2 separate regions of the Homo sapiens genome follow, and region 2 is linked to region 1. Evidence: chromatin contacts called from ENCODE Hi-C or POLR2A ChIA-PET data. All regions are on one chromosome and are shown on one strand. Each heading gives the region's core, a stretch centred on a gene start or an enhancer-like site at or near the end of the contact. The rest is flanking DNA. Distances are from core to core; before and after follow the strand shown. Region 1 overlaps CELF1 (CUGBP Elav-like family member 1). Region 2 overlaps PTPRJ (protein tyrosine phosphatase receptor type J).

Evidence for each region. Hi-C counts contacts between places; a loop is a spot of excess contacts on that map. ChIA-PET counts read pairs that join two places held with the same protein, here RNA polymerase II (POLR2A). Pooled maps may share reads with other maps.
Region 2: a loop to region 1 is called in a pooled map, with 6 times the contacts of the local background. The contact joins two enhancer-like sites. A Hi-C loop is called at or near these places in 3 of 37 single-sample maps with no recorded cell type and 9 of 50 pooled maps. POLR2A ChIA-PET finds 5 or more read pairs at or near these places in 2 of 52 experiments (activated CD4-positive, alpha-beta T cell and activated T-cell).

What each region holds. Positions count from the first base shown.
Region 1 is chr11:47,511,999-47,518,573 of GRCh38, forward strand. All of the region lies in intron 1 of CELF1 (CUGBP Elav-like family member 1), which reads right to left. Among named protein-coding and RNA genes, the nearest start is that of CELF1, 38 kb to the right of the region's middle. RefSeq lists a silencer at 1,562-1,701. Within about 2 kb of position 3,478, at least 6 of the 41 ENCODE cell types and tissues checked have a DNase peak (open chromatin) inside an H3K27ac peak, as active enhancers do.
Region 2 is chr11:48,003,778-48,010,379 of GRCh38, forward strand. The region is part of intron 1 of PTPRJ (protein tyrosine phosphatase receptor type J); the gene reads left to right. Among named protein-coding and RNA genes, the nearest start is that of PTPRJ, 27 kb to the left of the region's middle. RefSeq lists an enhancer at 2,919-3,063 and a cis regulatory region at 2,982-2,999. Within about 2 kb of position 3,019, at least 15 of the 41 ENCODE cell types and tissues checked have a DNase peak (open chromatin) inside an H3K27ac peak, as active enhancers do.

The sequences.
Region 1 (6,575 bases), core at 2,228-4,727:
CCATCATGCCCAGCTAATGTTTTGTATTTTCAGCAGAAACAGGGTTTCCCCATGTTGCCAAAGCTGGTCTTGAACTCCTGAGTTTAGGCAATCCACCCTCCTTGGCCTCCCAGAGTAAGCTAGGATTACAGGAGTGAGCCACTGTGCCCGGTTTTTTGTTTTGTTTTGTTTTGAGATGGAGTCCCGCTCTGTTTCCCAGGCTGGAGTGCGGTGGCATGATCTCTGCTTACTGCAACCTCCGCCTCCCAGGTTCAAACGATTCTCCTGCCTCAACCTCCTGAGTAGCTGGGACTACAGGCACTGGCCACCAAGCCTGGCTAATTTTTTTGTATTTTTAGTAGAGACAGGTTTTCACTGTATTAGCCAGGATAGTCCTGATCTCCTGACCTCATGATCCACCTGCCTTGGCCTCCCAAAGTGCTGGAATTACAGGCATGAGCCACCGTGCCCAGAATTTTTTTTTTTTTTTTTTTTTTAGAGATGAGGGATCACTCTGCCCAGCTAATTTTTTTTGTATTTTTAGTAGAGACAGAGTCTGGCCATGTTAGCCAGGGTGGTCTCGAACTCCTGACCTCAAATGATCTGCCTGCCTCAGCCTCCCGAAATGTTGGGATTACAGATGTGAGCCTCCGCACCCTGCCCAAACTTTTAACTGGAAAAGAGAAAAAAGACAAATAATAGAAATAACTTGGGAAAAGTATATTCTCTTTAAAGTATTACTTTTTGGTCAGCTTGCAATGCCCTTTACTTCTTTCTTCCTGTTACATGCCTAGCTCAATAAGTAAGTTAGGCCCCCTGCTTTGGAAAACTCCATGTTCACCTACTCTCATGCTCCAGAGAGCCAAGTAAACAGATAAAAGGATCAAGCGGGAAGCAGACCTCTCAGGAGCTGGAGGCCTGTAAGCCCAACAATGCTTTAGGCTAAACAGACTAAACTTTATGCTAAACCGTGTGAAAATGGACAAGTGAGATTTCCTGAAAACAAAATCCACAGCTTTCATCAGATTCTATAAGGGGTTCACAACCATTCTTAGAATGGTCCCCTCTTGGACTTCCAATCCCTAGAGGATGGGACTAGATTAATCTAGACTAACACTAGGTCATCTAAAACTATAATTGTATTTTCTCTAAACAAGTTTTTAAACAGCTATCTAGTTTAGTCCACATCACATACAATTCACCTCATTTAAAATGTTGTTAGTGATTTTAATCTCATTTCAAAATGTTGTTAGTGAACTATGTTTCAACTTTCTCATTTATATTCATATCCACAGAACACCTGAATAAAAGTAACACATATCAGACCTTCAATTGTTGAACTTAATTCCCCAGTTTATCTGGTGTAATTTGTAAAGTTTCTATGAACTTTCCTGAATTGAGACATACTTGCACTTCCTAGTTTTTTGGGGGTTTTCCCCCCTGAAATTGCAGGTACTGTAAAAGCAACATGTGGGCAGCACCCCCTCTTTTTTTTTTTTTGAGACAGAGTCTCGCTCTGTCACCCAGGCTGGAGTGCAGTGGCGTGATCTCAGCTCACTGCAAGCTCCGCCTCTCGGGTGCATGCCATTCTCCTGCCTCAGCCTTCCGAGTAGCTGGGACTACAGGCACCCGCCACCACGCCTAATTTTTTGTATTTTTAGTAGAGATGGGGTTTCACCATGTTAGCCAGGATGGTCTCGATCTCCTGACCTCGTGATCCGCCCACCTCGGCCTCCCAAAGTGCTAGGATTACAGGCGTGAGCCACTGCGCCCGGCCACCCTCTTTTTTTTTTTTTAAACAAAATATTTCATAAGTATTCCTTCCTGTTTTAATTTTTCCATTTCCCCAACTTTAATTAATTATACTTACAACCATATTTTGGTTTATCTTCTACCAGGATTTCTTCCATGCATACAATAAAATGTACAAACACTCAAATACACAAAATTTTCCTTTTTTTTTTCCCCCCAGATGGAGTCTTGTTCTGTTGTCCAGGCTGGAGTGCAGTGGCATGATCTCAGCTCACTGCAGCCTCTGCCTCCCGGGTTCAAGCAATTCTCCTGCCTCAGCCTCCCAAGTAGCTGGGACTACAGGCGTGCACCACCACACCCAGCTAATTTTTGTATTTTTTAGTACAGACAGGGTTTCGACATGTTGGCCAGGCTGGAACTCCTGACCTCAAGTGATGGGCTCACCTTGGCCTCCCAAAGTACTGGGATTACAGGCATGAGCCACCATGTCTGGCCTCAAATACACAGAATTTTCAAATTCAATATTATACTAAGTATAATACTGCACAACCTACTTTTTTGCACCTAACAATGATAAACATTTTCTCGTAAGCAGCCATTATTAAAGGATCAGAGCCACAAATGGCCTAAAGCTTGACTCTGCCAATAGCATCCTTGCATATTCACAACCAATAAATAGAACTACCTCCCTAATCTAGCTCACCTCCCATTTAGTTATATGATCTTTCCATGAGTATATAAGCACCTAAACCAGAGGTCGTCTCACCTGAGAGACACCCTATTTTAGAGGCACTCAGATGAGGCAAACAGAGCATGCAAAAAACATTTTTAAAAATCTCTTTTTGGCCAGGCATGATGGCTCATGCCTGTAATCCCAGCACTTTGGGAGGCCAAGGCAGGAACATCTCTAGCACCCAGGAGTTTGAGACCAGCCTCGGCAACATAGCAAGACCCTATCTCTACAAAAAAAAAAAAAAAAAAAATCAGACAGGCATGGCAGTGCACGCCTGTAGCCCTAATTTGGATGCTGAGGTAGGAAGATTGCTTGAGTCCAGAAATTTGAGGCTGCAGTGAGCCATGATCGTGCCACTGCACTCCAGTCTGGCTGACAGAGCAAGACCTTGTTTCAAAAAATAAAATAATTTAAAAAATCTCTTTTCCTATTTCCTCCCCAAATGCCCACACACTGGGTGTAACTCTCAAATCCCCCGTATTTCCTCTCTGCTCCCCAAACAGCTTCCTACTGTGGTGAGAGCTGGGAGGTGGGAGGAGGAATCTAATTCTTTCTATAGTTCCTGTTTCTTTACCATGGCAGTACTGTCAACAATGGACAACAAATTGCTGGATGCAGCAGTAGCAATTTACATATGGTAGCTAAGCTAATGCACAGCTTTCTCTGGGCAGAATTACTAACGCTTCTACCTATCATTGCAGTTTGAACCCAATGTTCCAGGCACACCAGTGTTAAGTATTTGCCTGGTGGCTTCTACCTTCAAAGGCACAGGGAATGATACACAGAAGTAATACACAGAAGTGAGGGAGGTGGAGGGAGTGGGAGCTCTGAACCCACCGAGGGAGGGTGCTCGCTCCAAGGACTGTGACACCAGACAAAGTACCTAATTCAAACCCAAAGGCTCAGTCATTCAACCTTTCCATAATATTCATGATCACTTGCTCAAATCTGGCATGTTCTAAGACCACAGTTCCTTCTTAGTTTCACTGCCCTGCCATGAGGCCAAATCTGTCTTATCTAGTGAGTCACTACTGCTCCTCTTTCCAACTGCATTTTGATTTCAGCCCACTTGTGCAGCTCATCAGGGCTGCACCATATGTTAGTACCATGTAGGCAGAATGTGACTAATTTTTTTCTCAAGCCCTGTCAGAGCGACTTTTAAAATCACCTTATAATCTTGATGTCTCTTGCGGAGTCATTATAACACATAACCTTTGGAAAGGACTATAATTATTTTTCTGAGTGCTCAAAGGAGATTCTTCAGCATTTTCATTCCCATTTTTCAGATGAAGGAACTAAAGGGAAGATAAGGGATTAAGAGACCTGGGTTCCACAACCAACCACTGGGACTTGGACTTTCTTGAGTCACAGTGCTGTATTTGGTAAAATAAGGCAGCTTGTAAAATGCCTTTTATTGGGAAACTCAAAATATTACTTTGCCTCTCTTTATTATTTACTTATTTATTTTTTTTTAGATAGAGTCTTGCTCTGTCACCCAGGCTAGAGGGTAGTGGTGCAATCTTGGCTCCCTGCAACCTCTGCCTCCCGGGTTCAACATGGTGAAACCCTATCTCTACTAAAAATACAAAAATTAGCTGGGCATGGTGGCAGGCGCCTGTAATCCCAGCTACTTGGGAGGCTACGGCAGGAAGAATTGCTTGAACCCAGGAGGTGAACTGAAATCATGTCACTGCACTCCAGCCTGGGTGACAGAGCAAGACTCTGTCTCAAAATAAAAAATAAAAATAAAAAGAGAGAGAGAAAAGGACTGAATGGCCCATGGACCACAAATGTTTTTTGAATTGGTCAAGATCATAATAAGTGAGTGAAAGTAATGCTCTAATACACTGAAAGTAAAATAGAGATGACTTGCAGATTTAGCTAGTATCACCAAATTCCCCCGAATTTAGTTTAAAAGGAAGGCGAGCAGCTGCTTCCACCTCCTCTAGGCAACCTGCCTCTTCTCCAACAATAATAGCAATAATGGTTGCTACAGCTGATAATTAAGCTCATCTCAAGAGGGTTTCTTAAATCTTCCGGGTATTGCAGATCCTATGTTTATTCTAGCAACTCTTTAGGGTAATTGCTTGACTGACATTGCAATTATTAGGCCTCCCCATCTCCATTAATAATATTCTCTTTTTTTTTTTTTGTTTGAGACAGAGTCTCGCTCTGTCGCCTAGGCTGGAGTGCAGTGGCATGATCTTGGCTCACTGCAATCTCTGCCTCCCAGTTGTAAGCAATTTTCCTGCCTCAGCCTCCCCAGTAGCTGGGACTACAGGCCCAAGCCACCAAGCCTGGCTAATTTTTATATTTTTTTAGTAGAGACAAGGTTTCATCATGTTGGCCAGGCTGGTTTTGAACTCCTGACCTCAGGTGATCCACTTGCCTCAGTGTCCCCAAGTGCTGGGATTACAGACATGAGCCACCACGCCCAGCTCACTAGTATTTTTCAATGGATAATATCACTTGCAAAATATAAAAAGGGATAGTATCTCATCAATATTGAAAACTGAGCTGAGCACAGTGGCTCACACTTATAATCTCAGCACTTTGGGAGGACTGCTTGAGCCCACAAGTTCCAGACCAGCCCAGGCAATATAGTGAGACTTATCTCTACAAAAAAATTCAAAAATTAGCTGGGTGTGGTGGCACGTGCCTGTAGTCCCAGTTACTTGGGAAGCTGAGGCGGGAGAATCACTTGAGCCCAGGAGGTCGGGCTGCAGTGAACTGTGATCATGCCACTGCACTCCAGCCTGGACAACTGAGAGAGAGCCTGTCTAAAAAAACAAACAGAGAAAAAAAAAAAAAAAAAAAGACATGCCCTTTGAATTCAGCAATCCCAGTTCTAGAAATATAGTTTACAAATAATCTTGTATCTGATGTATACAAAGTATGCAAAGGGGCATTCATAAGAACATTGTTTACATCAGCAAAACCTGAAAACATATGCCCATTAATTGAAGGCTATTAAATACAGTATAACCATACAACAGAACACTATGTAGCTATTAAAGAAAATAAGGCAGCTAACTGATCAAGACGTATTCATATAATAAGAAAGGAATTACACATGGCTTGTATATGAACAGAGTATCTCTGGATGGATAAAGAAATAACTGCTAACAGTAGTTGTAGAGGTGGAACAGTGGTTGAATTGTTTACATGTGAACACGTTACCTATTCTACAGAAATTTTTTTTTTTTTGAGACGAAGTTATGCTCTTGTTGCCCAGGCTAGAGTACAATGGCGCAATATTGGCTCACTGCAACCTCCGCCTCCCGGGTTCAAGCAATTCTACTGCCTCAGCCTCCCGAGCAGCTGGGATTACAGGCACCTGCCACCAAACCCAGCTACTTTTTTGTATTTTTAGTAGAGATGGGGTTTCACCATGTTGGCCAAGCTGGTCTCGAACTCCTGACCTTAGGTGATCGACCTGAAGTGCTAGGATTACAGGCACGAGCCACTGTGCCCGGCCTACTGAAAATTTTTTTAAAGAAAACTTGAGCTTTTGGAGCATGGCAACCTAGCCTGCAGACACCGTATCCCCTTGTCCACTTCCCCCTGCAACCCATAAGTCCATTCCTACCACTTAAAAAAAGGAAAACTCGTGGAACTATAAAGCACAAAGTAAAGAAAAACCTCAACTCATACTCTTTTCCAAAACAGCATTTTGGTTTTGTATTTTTTTCCTGCTTTGCCTGAAACTTCTGTGTGGAAACTGCCATTGTCCAGGTGATCCAGCAGTATATCATAATTACATCACACCATTTTAAATGACCCCAGCAACTCAAATAACGTTCATGCAGCTGGGACCTCATCATGTATGGCCTATTTACAAAGTCTGAAGCTATTTCAATCACTCAGCTGTATAGCTATACATTTTCTTCAATCAACCTTTCCTGCCAAGGCAAAGTGCAACATTAGCTGGATTCCAGTAAAGAAGGCAAGGGACAGGGTGAGATAATATGTCAAAACAAGTTCTATAAATACAGCTTTTGGCTTGTATCTCAAAAAGGAATCAAAAGAGCTTCAAGTTTAAACAGAAAAACCCTACAGTCCCTGCAGTATCTTACTTGAAGGCTCTAGAGAACAGAAGACACCAGGGAAC
Region 2 (6,602 bases), core at 1,769-4,268, 490 kb after region 1:
GAGCCACCGTGCCCAGCCAATATTTTAAATTTAATGTTTACATTTGCACACATGCCAATTGGGCTTCATGGTGGCTGCCTCACACCACTTTTTGTCCGTGTGTGAGACTCACATAGAGGCTGTTTTCTGTGATCCTTTTTTAAAAAATAATTACATTTTTTTAATGCTCAGGGAAAATGTCAAATAATTGTTTATGTTTTGTACTGAAATCTGCACTGGTCTGATGGTACCCAGAAAAACTCTTAACTGTAGCCAGAAACCAGCTGAGCCTAGTTGTATGCAACCTGACTGCAAAGGTCATCAGGTGCTCTCATTTTATTTTTAGAGCTATATTTTAGCTCTAACGTGATTGTTGGGTGAACACTTGCAGAATGAAATATGACTGACACCTACCAGCTGTCTACACATTCCTGGTTATATCTTAGGAAGGCAGTGTGTGCTAGCACCTTGGGAAGAGAATGTTGAGTTCAAATCCTAGTTTTGCCCCTTGCACCAATACCTTGATCAGATTCCTCCCCTGCGTCCTCCCTACCCTTTCTTCAACTTCACACCTTAGTTTCTTTACTTGTAAATTGGGTTGATAGTGGGCTGCTGTCAGAATTAAGGACATCGTTTTGTCAAGGATTTTGCATACAGGAAGTCATGGTGACAGCTGTTGTTACTGTTGTCCTGAGGAGTGGGGACAGGAGAGGAGGAAAACAGGCTGGTCCAGGTGTCTTTCCTTAAAGGAGGCTCCAGCTTAGTTGGGGAGATAGATGGGCTGGTCAGAGTTTCAAGTCATAGGCAGTGCAGGCCTCAAAGGAACAGCCAGGACTTGAGACAAGAATCAGGCCAAGTGAGTAACTGTTGCTGCTGTGGCAGTGAATGTTAGCAGCCCAGGCCTGCAGGGGGGAAGACTCATTTGGGGTACAGTGAGAGGTCTTGCTGGGCAAATGCAGGGTGTTTGCGGCAAGGTAGGCTGGGGCTGGACTTGGAGGATGCCTGCGTGATTTAGATTCTATCTTGTAGAGAATGAGGTATCATGGAAGGATTTTCTTTTCATGTTGTAAATATTAATCATTTTATTGTTTTGTATTTTTGATGGCAATATAAAAATACCAGCTTTGTTGAGATATAATTTACATACAGTAAAATTCATCCATTTAGAAAGTATACAGTTCAAAGCTGGGCGCAGTGGCTCATGCCTGTAATCTCAGCACTTTGGGAGGCTGAGGTGGGTGGATCACTTGAGGTCAGGAGTTCAAGATCAGCATGGCCAACATGATGAAACCCCGTCTCTACTAAAAATACAAAAATTAGCCAGGCATGGTGGTGGGTGCCTCTAATCCCACCTGCTTGCGAGGCTGAGGCTGGAGAATCACTTGAACCTGGGAGGTGGAGGTTGCAGTGAGCAGAGATCATGCCACTGCACTCCAGCCTGGACGACAGAGTGAGACTCTATCTTAAAAAAAAAAAAAGCATACAGTTCAGTTGTTTTTAGTATATTCAGAATTGTGCAACCATCACTGCTGTCTAGTTCCAGAATATTTTCGTTACTCACAAAAGAAACCCCATGCCCACGAGTGCTCACTCCTGATTTCTCCCTCCCCCACCTCCTGGCAACCACCAATTTGCTTTCTGTTTCTGTGAATTTACCTGTTCTATGTATTTCATGTGAGTAGAATCATACACTGTGTGTCCTTTTGATTCTGGCTATTTCGCCTAGCATAGTGTTTTCAAGGTCCATCCATGTTGGAGCAGGTATCACTGCTTTGTTCTTTTTTTATGGCTGAATGATATTTCATCACAGAGAGATACCATGTTTTGTTTATCCTTTTATGAGCTGATGGTCGTTTGGGTCATTTCTACTTTTTGGCTATTGTGAGTGACACTGCTATGAACGTTTGTCTACCAGTGTTTGTGTGGCCACGGGTTTTCAATGTGGGAGGATTTTGAACTGGGGAGTGGTGTTTGGAGCCTTTGGGTGGGGTGGGCTGTGAGGAGCCTGTGTGTGTGTCTGCCCTTACTGGGCTGGGTTTAGGGCAAGCTTCATGTGCTTCCTTTCTTTTAAGGGACTCTCTGAGACAGGGTTATTATCCCCTTTTTGCAGATGAGGGCACTCAGGCTCAGTGAGGTTAAATAAGCTGCATGGCTAGACAATGGCAGATAGCAGCCCTGTCCGGCTCTTAGCCAGCTTGCAGCCACCTGCCCCTGCTGGGCCAGGCGATTGCAGTGGTCTTGGCTGGGAGGGGCCCAGAGGCTGTGTGGTGCTGGAGAGAGGCAGCAGGCTGGACCTGGTTGGGCAAGGCTGAGTGGTTGTGGGATAAGAGGAGATGTTTCAGAGCAGCACCCACAGAACCGCTGTGATGGGAGAAACAAGACTTCGAGTTAGGAGAGTGGGTTGGACTCTTGGTGCAGCCTATGTGACCTTGGGCTGATCTTGTCTCTTTTGAGCATCACTTTCCTCATCTGGAACCTGGGGCTCTTGTGGCTTCCTGCCTCTCTCAAGGGTGATTCGGGAGGAAGAGTGGGAGAGAGAGAGAGAGAGGGAGAGGATGGAGGCGAGAGAGGTGGAGTGGGAAAGGAGGGCAGAATCTGCTAGAACCTGCAGAGCTCATAATCTAGGGGCGGGGAGGGACATGCAGCAGGTGCAGGCAGGTGTGGGAGGAAGTAGCCTGGTCATCTGGATGGACATCCCTGCCCATTCAGAGAAGCTCTGAACCCTGCAAAAGCTCCCACGTGGAGGCCAGTGAGCTGGTTATAATCCAGAGACTGTCAGTTTTTCCTAGTACATATTTGGACCTGAGCCTTTGTTTCTGCAAAGAGTCTGGTACTGACTCACACAGTGTCAGCAGCCCCCTTCCATCCCCTGGCACACCCCTCCCTCATTCCTACTGAGCATTACCTTAAAACCAGTGAGGTCTTTCTGGGTCTTAAAGGTCACCCAGTGTCCTTGCCTATCTGGGCCTGTCTCTGTTCAAGTGGCAAGGCGGACCATCCCCTTTATCACTGACTTGCAGCTTGCCTGGGTTTTGTAAAAAGCTTGTCATTGCCAGTTAGAAAATAAAGACAGAAACCTCCCCTTTGGCATTGGTATCGTGATGACTTGCTCTTGTTCTGACTCTATTTTGCTGGCTTGTTATGAGTCAGTCATTTTTTTTTAATGAAATGAATACCTTTGTCTTAATATGAAGCTAGGCATATATGATAAAGGTTAGATGATTTTTCAAATATGAAATCAGAATTCTACCCATACTCCCAAATTAGAGAGCAGTCTGATGTGTTCCCCTTTACTGTGACCAGTGGCTTCATAGGGGACCTAGTTATGAGTCCTGTTTCTTTTTTTTTTCTTTTTTTATTTTGAGACTGAGTCTCGCTTTGTCTCCCAGGCTGGAGTGCAGTGGCGCAATCTCTGCTCACTGCAAGCTCCGCCTCCCGGGTTCACGCCATTCTCCTGCCTCAGCCTCCCGAGTAGCTGGGACTACAGGTGCCTGCCACCACGCCCGGCTAATTTTTTGTATTTTTTTTTTTTTTAGTAGAGATGGGTTTTCACCATGTTAGCCAGGTTGGTCTCGATCTCCTGACGTCGTGATCCGCCCACCTCGGCCTCCCAAAGTGCTGGGATTACAGGCATGAGCCACCACACGGGGCCAGGCCTTTTTCTTTTCTTTTTTTTTTCCTCACTGTGTCACCCAGACTGTAGTGCAGTGGCACAATCTTGGTGCAACCTCCGTCTCCCAGGTTCAAGCGATTCTTGTGCCTCAGCCTCCTGAGTAGCTGGGATTACAAGCATGTGCCACCACACCTGGCTAATTTTTCTATTTTTAGCAGAGATGGGGTTTTGCCATGCTGGCCAGGGTGATCTTGAACTCCAGACCTCAAGTGATCTGCCCGCCTCCCAGAATGCTGGGATTACAGGTGTGAGCCACTGCACCCGGCTGAGGCCTTTTTCTTCTGTGCGTTCCTGCTGTCTTCCCTCCAGGCAGCAGCAAGCTGGTAGGAGCTGTACTTGTGAGTTGACATCATGATGTACAGTCACTGGTCACTTATAAAACTGGGCAGGCCCAGAGCAGGAAGGGTCATTGAGGGTCATCTAATGCAAACCGTTTACTTTAGAGATGTTGAAACCAAGGCGCAGAGAGGGGAAGTGACTTGCCCAAGACCACACAGCTAATATCACTGTGAGCCCAGGTTCCTGGCTCCAGTTCCTGGTTCTTTCTGCCCCCTTCTTCCCGACACTAAAGATACAGTGGTGAGCACACAGGGTATTCAGTAACGTATCTATTTTTGACCTGTTTTTAATGGAGGCTGAATTGGGCTTTTAGGGTTGAGTTCTGACACGTGCCAGGTGATCTGCTGGAGGGAAATCTGTTACTTCTGGGGAAGAGTTGAAGGTGTCTTCTGAACTCTGGAATCTGTTTTGAGGGGAGGCTGAGCCCATGCGTGGACCCTTAGGCTGAGCCCATGCCTGCTTCAGATGTTCCACACCTTTCACCACAATTTATTTATTTATTTATTTTTTGAGACGGAGTCTCGCTCTGTGGCCCAGGCTGGAGTGCAGTGGCGTGATCTTGGCTCACTGCAACCTCCGCCTCCTGGGTTTAAGCAATTCTCTGCCTCATCCTCCCGAGTAGCAGGGATTACAGGCATGTGCCACCACGCCCAGCTAATTTTTGTATTTTTAGTAGAGACGGGGTTTCACCATCTTGGCCAGGCTGGTCTTGAACTTCTGACCTCGTGATCCAACTGCCTCGGCCTCCCAAAGTGCTGGGATTACAGGCGTGAGCCACCATGCCTGGCCTATTTATTTATTTTTTATTTTTTTGAGTTGAAGTTTTGCTCTTGTTGCCCAGGCTGGAGTGCAATGGTGTGGTCTTGGCTCACTGCAACCTCCGCCTCCCAGGTTCAAGCGATTCTCCTGCCTCAGTCTCCCAAGTAGCTGAGATTACAGGCATGCGCCACCACGCCCGGCTAATTTTTGTATTTTTCATAGAGGTGGGGTTTCACCATGTTGGCCAGGCTGATCTAGAACTCCTGATCTCAGGTGATCCACCCACCTCAGCTTCCCAAAGTGCTAGGATTACAGTCGTGAGCCACCATGCCTGGCCACACCCCGGTTTATTGCATTTGCTTCTAATAGAGAAATCAACCCAGTAAACAAATGAATTATTGTTAGCAAAACTGGGGGGTGGGTTGGGAAAGGAAAGTAGTTCCTTCTATAATAAAACTTGCTGATATTTCGTTGAAAGTCATTGTCTTACTCATCCTTGTATAAGATAAGTCACACAATGAGTGGTATCAGGGTTGCAGGGTTTCCCCCTGTGAGGACACAATGGGATGAACCGTGTGTGGGATGGTCTGTTAAAGAAAAACAAGAAGCCATGTGTTGGAAACAACCTAAGTATTGAGCGGTGGAGGATTGCTGAAATTGTGGACTACTATGCAGTCATTACCAACGCACTGAAAAAATGTTCCATGATATGGCAGGATGTTTATGCTATAAGAAATTTAAAGACGCGAGCTTCAAAGTAAAGTATAAACCTAATTTGGTCAAACAGGCTGGGCGCAGTGGCTCACGACTGTAATCCTAGCACTTTGGGAGGCCGAGGCAGGTGGGTCGTTGGAGGTCAGGAGTTCGAGACCATCCTGGCCAGTATGGCGAGACCCCATCTCTACTAAAAATACAAAAACTAGCTGGGTATGGTGGCTCATGCCTGTAATCCCAGCTACTCAGGGGTCTGAGGCAGAAGGATCACTTGAACCTGGGAGGCGGAGGGTGTAGCGAGCCGAGATTGTGCCACTGCACTCCAGCCTGGGCAATAGAGCGAGACTCTGTCTCAAAAAAAAAATATTGGTTAAAGAAACAAACGTTAGACTTGAAGCCGTGCTTTATATGGATATGTGGTGCACTATAATGTGGTGCTTAAAAAGCAACTTAGGCAGACCTGGGCCAAGTCTGGGCTCTGCCACGTAACTGCTATGTGCCCCTGGGCAAGTCACTGGATCTTTCCCAGTTCAGGCTTCTCAGCTGTTAAGTGGGACTAGTACCTTATCTCTTTGGGTTGTTGTGAGAATTAAATGAGCTATCTGGGCTTTCAGAGAAAGGGCTTCATGTGCCGTGGCTCTGATCAGACCAAACAAGTTATCTACTGCTCTAAGCCATCAAGGCCCCCCATGCCTGTTGGATACTGTTGAGTTATTTGGGTTGGCATGTAGTGCAGCGTTTCTGGACATACATACTCTGGGGACTCCCCATCCCAAATTTCTTACAGTCTCTCCAGTGTGCCACACGCTTTCTTGCCACTAGGTCCTTGCATGTGATGGAGTAACTCTTGTACCTCTGTCTCCCTAAATAGACGGGGTTCTCCAAGGACATCGTGCCACAGGGCCTGGTAACCCAGTAGGTGCTCAGTAATTTATTTATTTATTTATTTTTTTTGAGACAGAGTCTAGCTCTGTCGCCCAGGCTGGAGTAGAGTGGCGTTATCACGGCTCACTGCAACCTCCCACTCCCAGCTTCAAGCAGTCCTCCTGCCTCAGCCTCCTGAGTAGCTGGGATTACAGGCGGGTGCCACCACGCCCGGCTTATTTTTTATATTTTTAGTAGAGATAGGGTTTCGCCA